3 separate regions of the Homo sapiens genome follow, and all the other regions are linked to region 1. A link is an interaction called in ENCODE POLR2A ChIA-PET data of the cell type or tissue named here. Cell type or tissue: GM12878. All regions are shown on one strand.

Region 1 (5,000 bases):
GGGGGTCTTTCTCTGTTGCCCAGGCTGGAGTAAAGTGATGCAAGCATAGCTCACTGCAACCTCGAATTCCTGGGCTCAAACAATCCTCCCTCCTCAGCCTCCTGAGTAGCTGGGATTATGGTGCAAGCCACCATGTCCAAATGACTTTTTTTTTTTTTTTTTTGAGACGAAGTCTTACTCTGTCACCCAGGCTGGAGTGCAGTAGTGCGATCTCAGCTCACTGCAACCTCCGCCTCCCAGGTTCAAGCGATTCTCCTGCCTCAACCTCCCGAGTAGCTGGTACTCGGGAGGCACATGCCACCACACCTGGCTAATTTTTTATTTTTAGTAGAGACGGGGTTTCACCATGTTGGCCAGGCTGGTCTTGAACTCCTGACCTTAGGTGATCTGTCCACCTTGGCCTCCCAAAGTGCTGGGATTACAGGCGTGAGCCACTATGCCCAGCCCAAATGACTTTTTTTTAGGAATGGGATCCCACTATGTTGCCTAGGTTGGTCTCAAACTCCTGGCCTCAAGTGATCCTCCAGCTTCTGCCTCCCAAAGCTTTGGGATAATAAGTGGTGCCACCACATCATTTATCCACCTAATATTTTCTTTTCTTTCTTTCTTTTTTTTTTTTTTTTTTGAGATAGGGTCTCACTCTGTCACCCAGATAGGAGTATAGTGGTGCAATCTCGGCTCACTGCAACCTCTGCCTCCTGGGCTCAAGTGATCCTTCCATCTCAGCCTCATGAGTAGCTGGGCCTACAGGTGTGCACCACCATGCCCAGCTAATTTTTGTATTTTTAGTAGAGATGGGTTTTGCCATGTTGGCCAGGCTGGTCTCAAACTCCAGGCCTCAAGTGATCCAGCTGTCTTGGCATCCCAAAGTCTTGGAATTACAAGCATAAGCTATCACACCTGGCCCTAATATTTTTCAAAATTCACATTTATTTCAACCTAACATTAGAAATTTATTCTATTTATATAGCTGTAAAAGTACTTCAATCACTAGGTCAGGAGATCAAGACCATCTTGGCCAATATGGTGAAACCCCGTCTCTTCTAAAAATACAAAAATTAGCTGAGTGTGGTGGTATGCACCTGTAGTCCTAGCTACTCAGGAGGCTGAGGCAGGATAATCACTTGAACCCGGGAGGCAGAGGTTGCAGTGAGCCGAGATCGCACCACTGCACTCCAGCCTGGGCAACAGAGTGAGACTCCATCTCAAAAAAAAAAAAAAAAGTACTTCAAGACATATATTTAAAGATGTTCACTACAGTGAAAACCTAGAAATAATAATAAAAAAAAATTCTCAATAGGGCACAGGTGAAATACAATGGAATACAATGCAGCCATTAAAAAGAATAAGGTAAGAGGCTGGGCTCAATGGCTCACATCTGCAATCCCAACACTTTAGGAGACTGAAGTAGGAGGATTGCTTGAAGCCAGGAGTTCAAGACCAGTCTCAGCAACATAGCAATATCCCATCTCTACAAAAAAATACAAAAATTAGCCAGATGTGGTGGCACACACCTGTAATCCTAGCTATATGGGAGGCTGAGGTGGGAGGATCCCTTGAGCCCAGGAGTTCGAGGTTGCAGTGAGCTATGATCGTGCCACTGCAGCATTCAGACAGCTGAATGTGACCAAAGTAAAACTCAAACATAATGACTTGGCTTCCTTTAATTCATTACTACTAACGTTAAATGAGCCTTTAGTGTTACTTACCTTACTATATTAAAAAAAAAAAAATCAACTCTTCTCCCTCCCTCTCCTCATTGAAAAAAATAGAAATTATAACTCACGTAAGCTCTCATCATACTAAATATATACTAAAATATGTGCATCTGTACCCATACACTTTTTTTTTTTCTTTTTTTTTTCTTTTTGAGATGGAGTCTCGCTCTGTTGCCCAGGCTGGAGTGCAGTGGTGCAATCTCGGCTCACTGCAACCTCTGCCTCCCGGGTTCAAGCAATTCTCCTGCCTCAGCCTCCCGAGTAGCTGGGATTACAGGTGCGTGCCACCACACCCGGCTAATTTTTTATTTTTAGTAGAGATGGGGTTTTACCATGTTAGCCAGCCTGGTCTTCAACTCCTGACCTCAGACAATCCACCCACCTCGGCCTCCCAAAGTGCTGGGATTACAGGCATGAACCACCGTGCCCGGCCACACTCTTTCTTCCTACACAATGGTAAAACTGTCCATAATCCTATCTAAGGCCATCTCTTCTACTGATTCACTGAATTTTTTTTTTTTTTTTTTGAGATAGAGTCTCACTCTGTCACCCAAGCCTGGAGTGCAGTGGCACGATCACGGCTCACTGCAGCCTCAACCAGGCAGGTTCAAGCGATCCTCCTACCTCACAGGCACCCAGATGTTGTTTTTTGTTTGTTTGTTTGTTTGTTTGTAGAGATGGAGTCTCACTATGCTGCCTAGCCTGGTCTCAAATTCCTGGGGTCAAGTGATCCACCCACCTCAGCCTCCCAAAGTGCTAGGACTACAGACATGAGCCACTGCACCTAGCCACATCTACTGGATTCTATCCCCTCTCACCAACCTGTAACTGTCTTTCTCTTACATTATCAATTACCCCTCTCTACTAGTCATTTCCATCAGCATACAATGTTTCCAATGTTAAAATACAGGTTTCTTGACCAACATTTCACCTCCTCAGTCAAAGTCCCATTTCTCTGCTGCCCTTTACAATCAAACATGAAAGAGCAATCTGTACTTGCTGTCTCTACCTTCTTTATTCCCATTGTCTCTTAAACTCATTCCATTCAGGCTCTAATTCTCAGTGCTTTTCTGAAACTGCTCTTATTAAAGTCACAATGGCTTCCATGTTGCCAAATCCAACTGTCAATTCTCATCTTCATTTTATTTGGACTATCAGCAGTATATGACAGAAATGATCATTTTTCTCCACCTTGAAACCTTTTTGTTTCACTTTTAGGTCACCACTTCTCTTGGTTCTCTTTCTACTTCATTAGATGCTTCTTTTGATCTTGTTCACTGGTTTCTCTTTTCCTGATCTCTAAAAATGGTAATGCCCAGGGTTCAGTCCTTGACCTCTTCTCTATCTCTATCCATTTAATAGATTTTATCATGTCTCATATCTTTATGTATTATCTATATGCTGATGACTCCCATTGTATGTTTCTGGTCCAAACCTCTCATTCGAACACTAGGCTCTTATATTCAAGTACCTGCTCTTGGATATCTAATGCTCATTTCAAACTTATTAAACTTATTTGTCCTAAAACAAAATCCTAATTCTCAACCTCCTTTTCATCAAACCCATTTCTCCTATAAACTTCCTTATTTCAACAAATAGTAACTCTAGTTTTCCATTTGCCTCATTTTAATAATGGGCCAAGGAAGGAGGGTAGTGAAGATCATAGAGAAAATGGATCCAAGGTCCTGTTGGAGTTAAAATTGTTGAAGTCCATATACTACAGGGAGAGGGCTGGAAAGACAGGAGTTGTGGGAGGAGAGTAGAATGCTTAAAATGAAGGTTTAGTTATTAGTAACGACATAGCCTAGAGGATGATCTTATGAGCAGGTGACTAAATTGAGGTGGAAGACAAGATCACTGGAGGTGAGGAGGTCAAGAAACAGAGATATCTGAGCATTGGAGGATTGTCTGTGTAGATAATGAAATAACTAAAACTTTTAAAGAGTTGTGGAGAGAAAGGCAGTAAGGTTGGTGTGGAAGGAAGGACAGTAAGTTTAGTGCTAAAACTCATTTTCCATTTTTAGAAATGACTCCTTTCCAAAAATCTTAGAGTCATTTTGATTCCTCTGTTTATCTCACATCCCAAATCCAATCCATCAGCAAATCTTCTTGGTTCTATTTTCAAAATCCGACTACCTGTTACCACTTTTATAGATAAACACCTAGTCTAAACCATCATTACTATGCTTCCCCTGGATTAATGTCATCAACTACTAACTGATCTCCCTGCTTCTACCCTGCCCTCCCCTGACCCCATAGTTTATTCTGCCAGCAAGTGCCAGATAAGATATGTCCTTTAAAACTGTCAGTGCCAATGGTAAATTCTTAGTTTTGAGTAATGTACCACAATCATGTAGCACCTGGGAGAAAGAACTCTCTATCTTTTTTTTTCCTTTTTTCTTTTGAGACAGAGTTTCATTCTTGTCGTTCAGGCTGGAGTGCAATGGTGTGATCTCGGCTCACTGCAACCTCCCCCTCCCTGGTTCAAGTGATTCTCCTGCCTCAGCCTCCTGGGTAGCTGGAATTACAGGCATGCACCACCACGCCCAGCTAATTTTTTGTGTTTTTAGTAGAGACAGGGTTTCTCCATGTTGGTCAGGCTGGTCTCAAACTCCCGATCTCAGGTGATCCTCCCATCTCGGCCTCCCAAAGTGCTGGGATTACAGGTGTGAGCCACCGTGCCCAGCCTCTATCTTTTCAACTCGCTGTAAATCTAAAATGGTTTCAAAACAGAAAGTTTAAAATTAGTTATGTCATTGACACTTATCTGCTTAAAACCACGGTGCCAAAAAGCACACAGAAGGTACTCAGTAAATATTTATTAAATGAATAGAATGAAAGCTGAATGTTAACTATTCAAGAACTCTCAAGTTCAATGACTGTATATTTTCCCTACATCACCTCTTTCCATCTATCAATTTCTATTCTTCCACCAGGTTTAGTACATGTTTCTAAATGCCACATTTCTCTTATGGTTTTCTTCCTTCTCTCACATACAATGACTATTCCTATCCATTATCTTCTGAGAGCCATAAAACCTTTAGGCATTTCTCCCTTTCAAATTTAAATTTAAATTACCTTTTCAAAGTACTCTGAATCAAACCACTGGGAAAATTACAACTCTGGAGACTATAGCTCTGCTTCCATTTATGGTTCAGTACAGAATGTTTGGGGTTTTAAACATGTCAACATCCCAGCTTATGTAGATAAAATTTTAGACCTCATAACTGTAGCTCATAAAAGCAATCCCTTTTCTGCATTTTATCTAGATTTAGATTTTGA
Region 2 (5,000 bases), 97 kb before region 1:
GGTCAGGCTGGTCTCAAACTCCTGACCTCAAATGATCCACTTGAGTCGGGCTTACAAAGTGCTGAGATTACGGGCGTGAGCTACCACGCCCAACCTAACATTTTCTTTATCCATTTGTCTGTGGATCTTAGGTTGCTTCCAAACCATGGTTATTGTGAATAATGCTGTAGTAAACATGGGAATGCAGATACCTCTTTGACATACTAATTTGCTTTCTTTTGGGTATATAACCAGCAGTGGGATTGCTGGATCATATGGTAGATCTATTTTTAGTTTTTCTGAGGAACCTCCAAACTGTTTTCCGTAGTGGTTTTACTAACTTACATTCCCACCAATGGTGTATGAGAGTTGCCTTTTCTCTACATCTTCACCAGCATTTGTTATTGCCTGTGTTTTGGATAAAAGCCATTTTAACTGGGATGAGATGGTATCTTATTGTAGTTTTGATTTGCATTTCTCTGATGATCAGTGATGTTGAGCACTTTTTCATATGCCTGTTTGCTATTTGTGTGTCGTCTTTTAAGAAATATCTATTCAGATTTTTACCCATTTTTAATCAGATTATTGAATTTTTTCCTATAGAGTTGTTTGAGATCCTGGTCATTAATCTCTTGTCAGATGTAGTTTTCTCATACTTCTGCTGCTACTTAAGTCAGTTACTATAGTTTTCCAAGAAAAACTAATTATATTTGGGTCTTTAAATTTATTGATATACAGTCATTTATTCTATTTTCTTAAATTTTTAAAACTTCTTGTGCATATGGGTTGTTAACTTCTTTTTCACTTATTTTATTGCTTACTTCTGTTTTTTTTTCTCCTTTGATTTGACCTGCTCAAGGGATTTGCTAATTTTGTTCATCTCCTCAAAGACCAAGTTCTTAGATTTATTTCATCCATTGTCTTTTACCATTTCATTATATTTCTGCTTTTGTCTTTGTTAATGCTTTTTTTTTTTTTTTTTTTTTTTTTTTTTTGAGACAGAGTCTCGCTCTGTCCACCAGGCTGGAGTGCAGTGGCGTGATCTTGGCTCACTGCAACCTCCGTCTCTTGGGCTCAAGCACTTCTCCTACCTCAGCCTCCTGAGTAGCTGGGATTACAGGTGTGTGCCACCACACCGGGCTAATTTTTGTATTTTTAGTAGAGATGGGGTTTCACCATGCTGGCCAGGCTGGTCTCGAACTCCTGACCTCAGGTAATCCACCCACTTTGGCCTCCTGAAGTGCTGGGATTACTGGCATGAGCCACCGCACCCAGACTGTTAATGCATTCTTTTTTCCTTAACCAATAATTCATTTATCCTTTTAGTGGAGAAATTGGTCATCATTTTTCGTAAGTCTAGAACATTTATCTAAGTCTAAGAACATTTTCATTAACCCTCTCCCTAGAACTCCAAACCCATTAAAAGTCGTTCCCCATCTTCCCCTTCTACTATCTTCTGGTAACCACTAATCTACTTTTTCCCTATGGATTTTTCTTCTTCTGGACTTTTTTTTTTTTGAGACGGAGTCTCTCCCTGTTACCCAGGCTGGAGCGTAGTGGCACAATCTCGGCTCACTGCAAGCTCCGCTTCCCGGGTTCACGCCATTCTCCTGCCTCAGCCTCCCAAGTAGCTGGGACTACAGGTGTGCGCCACCATGCCCAGCTAACTTTTGTATTTTTAGTAGAGACGAGGTTTCACCATGTTGGCCAGGTTGGTCTCAATCTCTTGACCTCATGCGCCACCCACCTCAGCCTCCCAAAGTGCTGGGATTACAGATGTGAGCCACTGCGCCCAGCCTGGACTTTTTATATAGACTCATACCATATGAGGTCTTCTATGTCTGGCTTATTTCACTTAACACAGCCCTTTCAAGGTTCATTCATGTTGTGGCATATATTCCTTTTTATGTCTGCATGATATTTTATTGTATGGCTGTACTACATACTGTTTATCCACTCATTAGTTGATGGATATTTGGGTTGTTTTTACTTTTTGGCTATTATCAGTAGTGCTGCTATGAACGTTCATGTACAAGTTTTTGTTTGGACATATGGTTTTGTTTGAGTATATGCTTAGAAGTGGAATTAATGGGTTACATGGCAACTGTGTTTAACTTTTTGAGGAACTACCAGTGCCAGACTATTTTCCAAAGTAGCTGCATCATTTTATATTCCCAGCAGCAGTATATGAGGGCTCCAGGTTTTCCATACCGTTGGCAACACTTATTGTCCCTCTTTTTTTCCTTGCCCATTGCATTGTCTTGGCATCCTTGTCAAAAATCAGTGGACCATAAATATAAGGGTTTGTTTCTAGACTCTCAATTCTGTTTTGATGATATATATGTGTATATGGCAGTACCACATAGTCTTGATTACTTAGTTATAGTAACTTTTGAAATCAGAAGTGAGTGTTCCATTTAAGATTGTTTTGGGTATTGTGGGTCTCTTACATTTTCAAATGGATTTTAGGATTAGCTTGTCAATTTCTGCAAAAAAAAAAAAACACAGCTACTATTATTTTAGAAATTGTGTTGAATCGGTAGATCAATTTTAAGAATATTGCTTTGTTAACAGTATTAAGTATTCTAATCAGTGATGAACACAGGATGTCTTTGCTGTTGTCTCTATTTTCTTTCAAGAATGTGTGGTAGTTTTCAGTGGACAAGTCTCACATTTCTTTTGTTAAATAAATTCCTAAGTATTTTAATTGTATTTTATGCTATTAAAAATGAAATTGTTTTCTTAACTTCATTCTCACATTGTCTGCTAGTGCAGAGAAATACAATAAGTTATTTTGTCTTATATCCTGCAACCATGCTAAACCTGTTTATTACCTATTAATGAATTTTTTATTTTTATTGTTTTTTACAATTTTATTTTTATTCTTTTTTTAAAATGTATTTTTAAAAGAGATTTATTTAACTCACAGTTCTGCAGGCTGAATTCAAGGGCAGGGCCCTGCCTTCTGGCAATAGCATTCTTGCTTGCTTATTTTTATTGTCTTCCTAGCTTTTGAATCTATGCATATTAGGTCATATAGTCCCTTTTTTCCCTAATTAATTCATTTTAAGGCCGTACATTTTCTTTTCACTACTGGTTTGGCCACAGACATTTTGATTTCAAGTACCATAATTGTAATTTGTTTCTAACTCAGCATTGATTTTTCTTTTTAATCCAATAATACTTTATAATTTCCAAATGTTTGACGGGTTATATATTTGTTAATAGTTTAACTGCATTGAAATTTGTATGATTTTTCTTAAGGAGCTCACAGATAATCTTTTAAGTTAAGATTTTACGGGCGGTGTGCGGTGGCCCATGCCTGTAATCCCAGCATTTTGGGAGGCCGCGGCAGGTGGATCACCTGAGTTCAGGTGTTCGAGACCCAGCCTGGCCAACATGACAAAACCCCGTCTCTACTAAAAATACAAAAATTAGCTGGGCATGGTGGCGAGTGCCTGTAATCTGAGCTACTCGGGAGGCTGAGGCAGGAGAATTGCTTGAACCCAGGAGGTGGAGGTTGTAGTGAGCCAAGATCGCTCCATTGCACTCCAGCCTGGGCAACAAGAGCAAGACTCCATCTGGGGGAAAAAAAAAAAAGATTCTGCTCTACAAGCAACAAGATGGGAATGTTTTATGACAAAAGTCTAAACCAATTGGGGCTACAGAATGTTGTTTATTTTTAGACAGTAGAGAGAACAGCTTCCATGCAAGGTAAGATTAAAACTTTTTCTGACAGACTAAATAGTGAGTTTTGTGCTGTAGTAGCCTATTCAGAGGTGTTCTTAAATGTCTTTGCAGCCACAAATAAGAAGAGTAATTCGCCCAAGCCAGCTCGATCCAGTGTAGCAGGTAGTCTATCACTTCGAAGAGCAGTGGACCCTGGAGAAAATAGTCGTTCAAAGGGAGACTGTCAGACTCTGTCTGAAGGTAAATTTGAGGGATTCAGAATGTACTTTTAGTGGGGTAAATATTTATTACCTGAAATTGATGTTATCGTGGAGCTTTAGATCTTGAAGGGCACCAAAAATGCTAAAGTTGGATTTGAAAGTTTCTTTTTTTGAAACAGGGTCTCACTTTGTCACCCAGGCTGGAGTGCAGTGGTGCGATCTTGGCTCACCGTGGCCTCGACCGGTGGTTTAAGAGATCCTCCTGCCTCAGCCCCACCAAGTAGCTGGGACTACAGGTGTGCACCACTACGCCTAGCTAATTTTTGTATTTTTTGTAGAGACAGGTTGCCCAGGCTGGTCTTAAACTCCTGAGCTCAAGCAATCCGCCTGCCTCAACCTCCCAAAGTGCTCGGATTACAGGAATGAGCCCCACCACACCTGGCTGGAAAGTTTCTTGATCTCAACAGAACAGACCCTTAACAAAATACAGCCATTAGACTATGTATTCTAAACACCTTAATTTTATTTATTCTTTATTTTTGTTGTTTTCCTGAGACAGAGTCTTGCTCTGTTTTCCAGGCTAGGGATGCAGTGGTGCAATCATAGCTCACTGTAGCCTTGACCTCCCAGACAAAAGTGATCCTTCCACCTCAGCCTCCCAAGTAGCTGGGACCACAGACACAGACACATGCAGCCATACCTGGCTTTTTTTTTTTTTTTTTTTTTTTTTTTTTTTGCCGAGACAGGGTTTTGCTACATTGTCCAGGCTGGTCTTGAACTTTTGGGCTCAAACAATCTTCCTGTCTCAGCCTCCCAAAGTGTAAAATTACAGGTGTGAGCCACAACACTTGGCCTGGACTCCTTAATTTTAGATGCTTGGCATAAAAAACAAGGGATATGTTTCAAAATTATTTTTGAAGTTTTTTTTTTTTTTTTTTTGAGATGGAGTTTTTTCCTCTAGTTGCCCAGGCTGGAGTGCAATGGTGCGATCTCGGCTCACCGCAACCTCCGCCCGCCGTGTTCAAGTGATTCTCCTGCCTCAGTCTCCTGAGTAACTGGGACTACAAGTGCACGCCACCACGCCTGGCTAATTTTTGTATTTGTAGTAGAGATGGGGTTTCACCACATTGG
Region 3 (5,000 bases), 300 kb after region 1:
GTGTGTGTGTGTGTGTGTGTGTACAGAAAGTTCCTGTGGGCACAGACAGGGGCCTCACAAATGATGTTGTTATATTCCTCGTCACCAACGTTGCCTTGTAGAATGGGAGCCCTGTGTTGCACGCTGAGCCCCGCTCCATGGAATGCAGGAGCATTGCCATGGACATCAATTGTACTCATCTCCCTCCCCAGCCGCTGCTTTGATGGGAGCACCCCTGTCCATGCAGCAGCATTTTCGGGCAATCAGTGGATCCTTAGCAAACTGCTGGATGCAGGAGGTGACCTGCGACTCCACGATGAGAGGGGTCAAAACCCGAAGACTTGGGCTTTGACAGCAGGAAAGGAGCGTAGCACCCAGGTAAGGGTGGGTCCCACTCTGTAGCCATGCCCACTAGAAGAGTACTGGGCTGAGAGTCAGGCTCCCAGTGGTCAGCACAGAGCGTACAGTGGCCTTAGTATTGGTACTGGAGTCTCAGGCTTGGATCGAAGCAAATTAGCCAGCTGCGAAACTTCCGGCAGGTCTAGTGAACCTTTCTACTCATCGTATTCGATGGGAAAGGCAAACAACTGTAATTTTGTCTGACCCATTTAACTAGCACTTACCATGACTCAGATGTTGTTTTAAATGTTTTTTATATATTAACTCAATCTTCACAACAACCTCTCAGGTAAGTACTATTAATGTCCTTATTGTACAGGTGGGGAAACTGAGGCCCACTGACATTAAGTAACTTTGTTTGGCAGGTGGGAATTTTTTTTTTTTTTTTGGGAAGGAGTCTTGCCCAGGCTGGAGTGCAGTGGCGCGAGCTCAGCTCACTGCAACCTCCGCCTCCTGGGTTCAAGCAATTCTCCTGCCTCAGCCTCCTGAGTAGCTCGGATTACAAGCATGCACCACCACACTCAGCTAACTTTTGTATTTTGAGTAAAGACGGGGTTTCTCCATGTTGGCCAGGCTGGTCTCGAACTCCTGACTCAGGTGATTCGCCCACCTTGGCCTCCCAAAGTGCTGGAATTACAGGCATGAGCCACTGCACCCAGCTGGTGTGATGTGTTTTAATGAAGACTAAATAACATAAATGTAAAACTCAAAGGGCAGGTACAGTGCCAGGCCCCTCTGTGTGCAGTCTCCTTTCTGGGGCTCCTGCTTATTAAAGCTGTTGGGCCTTGGACCAGCAAATTTTACTCGTCTTGGCCTTGGTTTCCTCATCTGTTGAAGGAGGGAGTTGGAGGAAATTGTTTCCCTAAAGCCTCTCCCTGAAAACATTCCATACCTTTAGAAAATCACCTGGGCCCTTTCCTTTTGAGAGGTTTTTCTGTTGGGGGCTCTCAGCTCCTCGGACCACTTATCTTCATACCCAAGCTTCCATTCCATTGAGAACTGGTGCGCCCGCACTGGGCATCTCTGCGATGTTTTGCAGATAGTGGAGTTCATGCAGCGCTGTGCCTCACACATGCAGGCCATCATCCAGGGCTTCTCTTACGACCTCCTGAAGAAGATAGACTCCCCGCAGCGGCTTGTCTACAGCCCGTCCTGGTGTGGGGGCCTCGTGCAGGGGTGAGTACTGCCTTGAGCAGAGTGGGATAGTCTCCATCACCCAGCCTTCCTCGTGGGAGCCCTGCAGCATGGGTTGCCTCAGCTCCTCCACATCAGTGCCCTCTGGCATCTGGCCCATCCAAAGGGGTGTGCTTGGAAAGAAAAGGCTTGGCCTTGATGAAGGAAGGCCAGAGGATCACCTTTCGCCCTCTCTCTCCTCTCCCTGAGAAGGTGTGAGAGGAATGAGTGTGGGCTCTGATGGAAACCACCCTGTGGTTAGCAGAAGGAGAACATCTCAGGTCTGAGGAGCCCAGCAGAAAACCCTTACCCAGCAGGACACCTGGCTGGCTTTTTTGTCATCTCCTGAACCACAGAAAGAGTGTTCCTTTATTACTAAGGTTGCAAAAGACCACAAATGCTTAACTTACGGTTTCTTGGGCTATTTTCAGCTGATACGAGAGACTTGCTGCCAGCTGGATGGGCAGCCCCCTCTTCTCCCATCACAGCTGCAGGAGGTGGGCTCCATGCTTTTCTCCATGCTCAGGGTTAAGCTTGGAAGGGAGGAGTGTCATTTTAACTTCTCTGGGATTGGTTGACTTAGGGTTTGTATGTAGAGAATCCTTCCCATTTGGCTTTCCTCTGATGGCATCTCTTTCTGTAAGCAGGGTAGCTGGGCTCACCACACTTTTGCAGGCTTCCTTGTCCTGTCATTCATGCACTTTGAGTCCTGGCTTTCCTCTGATGATTGGATGCTGCTGGCTTCTCAGGCGAGATGAGTTCATGATTCCGTTAACTCCTAACGGCTGTGCTGCGTGCCACTCTGGCCAGTTTTGGCTCTTTGCTCAGCATCCAGAATGACCTTTTAAAAATGGAAATCAGGTGGCTGGGTACAGTGGCTCACACCTGTAATCACTTTTGGAGGTTGAGGTGGGTGGATCACCTGAGGTCAGGAGTTCGAGACCAGCCTGGCCAACATGGTGAAACCCCCGTCTCTACTAAAAATACAAAAATTAGCCGGGTGTGGTGGCATGCACCTGTAATCCCAGCTACTCAGGAGGCTGAGGCAGGCGAATCACTTGAACCCAGGAGGCGGAGGTTGCAGTGAGCCGAGATCGCACCACTGCACTCCAGCCTGGGTGACAGAGCAACACACTGTCTCAAAAAAAAAAAATATTAGCCGAGTGTGTTGGTGTGCTCCTCATAGTTCCAGCTACTCTGGAGGCTGAGGTGAGAGGATCACTTGAATCTGGGAGGTGGAGGTTGCAGCAAGCCAAGATCATGCAACTGCACTCCAAACTGGGTGACAGAGCGAGATCCTGTCTCAAAAAATAAAGTAATCAAATAAAACTAAAATAATGGAAATCAGGTTGTACCACTCTGCTAAAACTCCTTAAGGACCTTCCCCATGGCTATTAGGATAGGTTTAGAAATCCCTTATCCGGCCTTGGAGACCCTGCCTCATCCAAGCCCTCCCCCTTCATCTCCTGCCTCTGCCCCTGGCGCTTGTATGGAGACCCGTCCTTCAGAGTTTAGAGAATTGTCATAGTTTGCAATTATTTTATTTGTATATGTTCTTCTCCAGTTTTCCAATTAAATTGTGAATTCCAAGAGCTCAGGGGCTGTGTCTATCCTATTCATTGCTACTAACCCTTAGCTGCTTGGTGCATGGTAGGGCTCTGTACAAGGAGAGGAGGCTCATGAGTGAGCCTGAAAGGAAAACCCAAGTGTAAATGTGGATGAGCTTTTACAATCTTAGTTACTCATCTAGATACAGCATTTAGTTTAGAATTAGAGGAAACATTCTTACGGGGTTAATGGAATGCTTACATGGAAATACACTCCTCTTCCCCCACCTTTTTTTTTTTTTTTTTTTTGAGACTGAGTCTTCTCTGTCGCCCAGGCAGGAGTCCGTGCAATCTCGGCTCACCACAACCTCTGTCTCCTGGGTTCAAGCAATTCTCCTGCCTCAGCCTCCTTAGTAGCTGGGATTACTATAAAATTAGCACACCTGGCTAATTTTATATTTTTAGTAGAGATGGGGTTTCACCGTGGCCAGGCTAGTCTGGAATTCCTGACCTCAGGTGATCCGCCTGCCTCTGCCTCCTGAAATGCTGGGATTACAGGCGTGAGCCACCGTGCCCGCCCCCCCTCCTCTTAATGTAAAAAACCACACAAATTCTTGAAATTAGAGTTAGCCTCTAAGATTTGTGAGTGGTGCCGTGTCAGATAAGATTCCTCACACGTGTGTTTGCACAGAGCTTGGACTGGGGAAAGAAGAAAAGCACTGAGTTGAGGACAGATGGCTGTAGATGACTAGAGTTAGTTTTTTTCTCCCCTTAACCCAGCCGAGTTATATAGATGTGTGCTGAGAAATTTAGGTAAGAGAGCAGGAAATGTTGGTCTGAACTGCAGTTGTCCAGGTCACTGTTTGAGAACACTCGGCTCTTTTGCTTAGAAAGAACTCTCCCCTCCAAAGAGCCATGTACTGCCCAGAGGCCCCAGAGTGGAAGGCAGGAGGCCTCGTCACTGGTAACCCCCAGTTCCACTGCTGCTAGAGGCTGACACCCTCACTGTCAGCACAAGGTCTGTTCCCCTGGGCAAGAAACGGTCCACTGTCTCCTAGATCTTTTGAGGCCTAAGCACATAAGCCTTATTTTAAGAAGAGACTGATGATTTGGTGTTGAAAAGTGGCCTTTTTCTTATGGTCTGTTTACTCAAGTGAGAGTGACCATATAGCTGATTATCTGTTGGCTGTTTCGAGAGTGAAAGGGAAACTATCAATAATGGTGCTAAGATACCAGGTGTAAATTGGGATGCTCAGTTTATCTCAGTCTAAACATCAGAGTCTTCTCCTCAATAGCATAGCAGCTTAAAGCAGAGACGGGACAGCTTGGCACTGATGAGTTGCTGAGGAAATAGAAAAGAAGTAAAGCACTTACATCTGTTCTCTAATAGTGGCATGTGGGGCCTCACAGACCTGAGGTAGGGCTGGCCCTGAGTATGCACCGTCTCCCAGCTCCTTTGCCATTTGCCAAGAAAAGGAAAGTGCCTCTGGTGGCAGTAGGATCTTTTTTCCTTCAGTCTGAGCTGAAAGTACTCAACTGGCAAGCATTAACTGAGCACCTACTGCATGGCACCATGCCAGGTTCTGGGAGCCAAAGAAATACGAGGCATCACCCCTTCTTCCAAGACACCTTCAGTGAAGGGGGACCCTGATGCACAAGTGGTAGTTTGAGTGTGGAATGTGGGAAGAACAGTGGCTGGAATGAGCAACATCAGTGTCTGGTCACTGCTGCATTTTATGACCTCAGGCCAGCAAGTTTCCTTTTCCTGGGCTTCATTTTTTTGCCTATATAATGAAAAAACTGGACAAGATGTGCTTATGGTTATTTCCAACTCTGACCATCTGTATTTGTTATCTATTGCTGCATAATGAATCACCCCCCAAACTTAGCAGCCTCAAACAA

What was found. Peaks named below come from ENCODE experiments on the same cell type or tissue, not always from the same donor. Only the 100,000 strongest peaks of a DNase experiment are listed, where the experiment ranks them.
Region 2: POLR2A ChIA-PET joins it to region 1 with 5 read pairs; 3 of 35 experiments call an interaction of 5 or more read pairs at or near these places.
Region 3: POLR2A ChIA-PET joins it to region 1 with 8 read pairs; 1 of 35 experiments calls an interaction of 5 or more read pairs at or near these places.

What each region holds. Positions count from the first base shown.
Region 1 is chr17:58,918,910-58,923,909 of GRCh38, reverse strand. All of the region lies in intron 1 of PPM1E (protein phosphatase, Mg2+/Mn2+ dependent 1E), which reads right to left. Among named protein-coding and RNA genes, the nearest start is that of PPM1E, 170 kb to the right of the region's middle. In GM12878, no CTCF peak of the experiment used is centred here; a DNase peak (open chromatin) is centred at 2,959; H3K27ac peaks cover 256 bases.
Region 2 is chr17:59,016,205-59,021,204 of GRCh38, reverse strand. It overlaps TRIM37 (tripartite motif containing 37), which reads left to right. Exons shown (of 24, transcript NM_015294.6): 20 at 3,781-3,909. Among named protein-coding and RNA genes, the nearest start is that of TRIM37, 88 kb to the left of the region's middle. In GM12878, no CTCF peak of the experiment used is centred here; no DNase peak of the experiment used is centred here.
Region 3 is chr17:58,618,204-58,623,203 of GRCh38, reverse strand. TEX14 (testis expressed 14, intercellular bridge forming factor) reads left to right here. Exons shown (of 32, transcript NM_031272.5): 4 at 192-357; 5 at 1,418-1,554. Among named protein-coding and RNA genes, the nearest start is that of IGBP1C, 71 kb to the left of the region's middle. RefSeq lists an enhancer at 1,448-1,757. In GM12878, no CTCF peak of the experiment used is centred here; DNase peaks (open chromatin) are centred at 1,893 and 2,253; H3K27ac peaks cover 1,322 bases.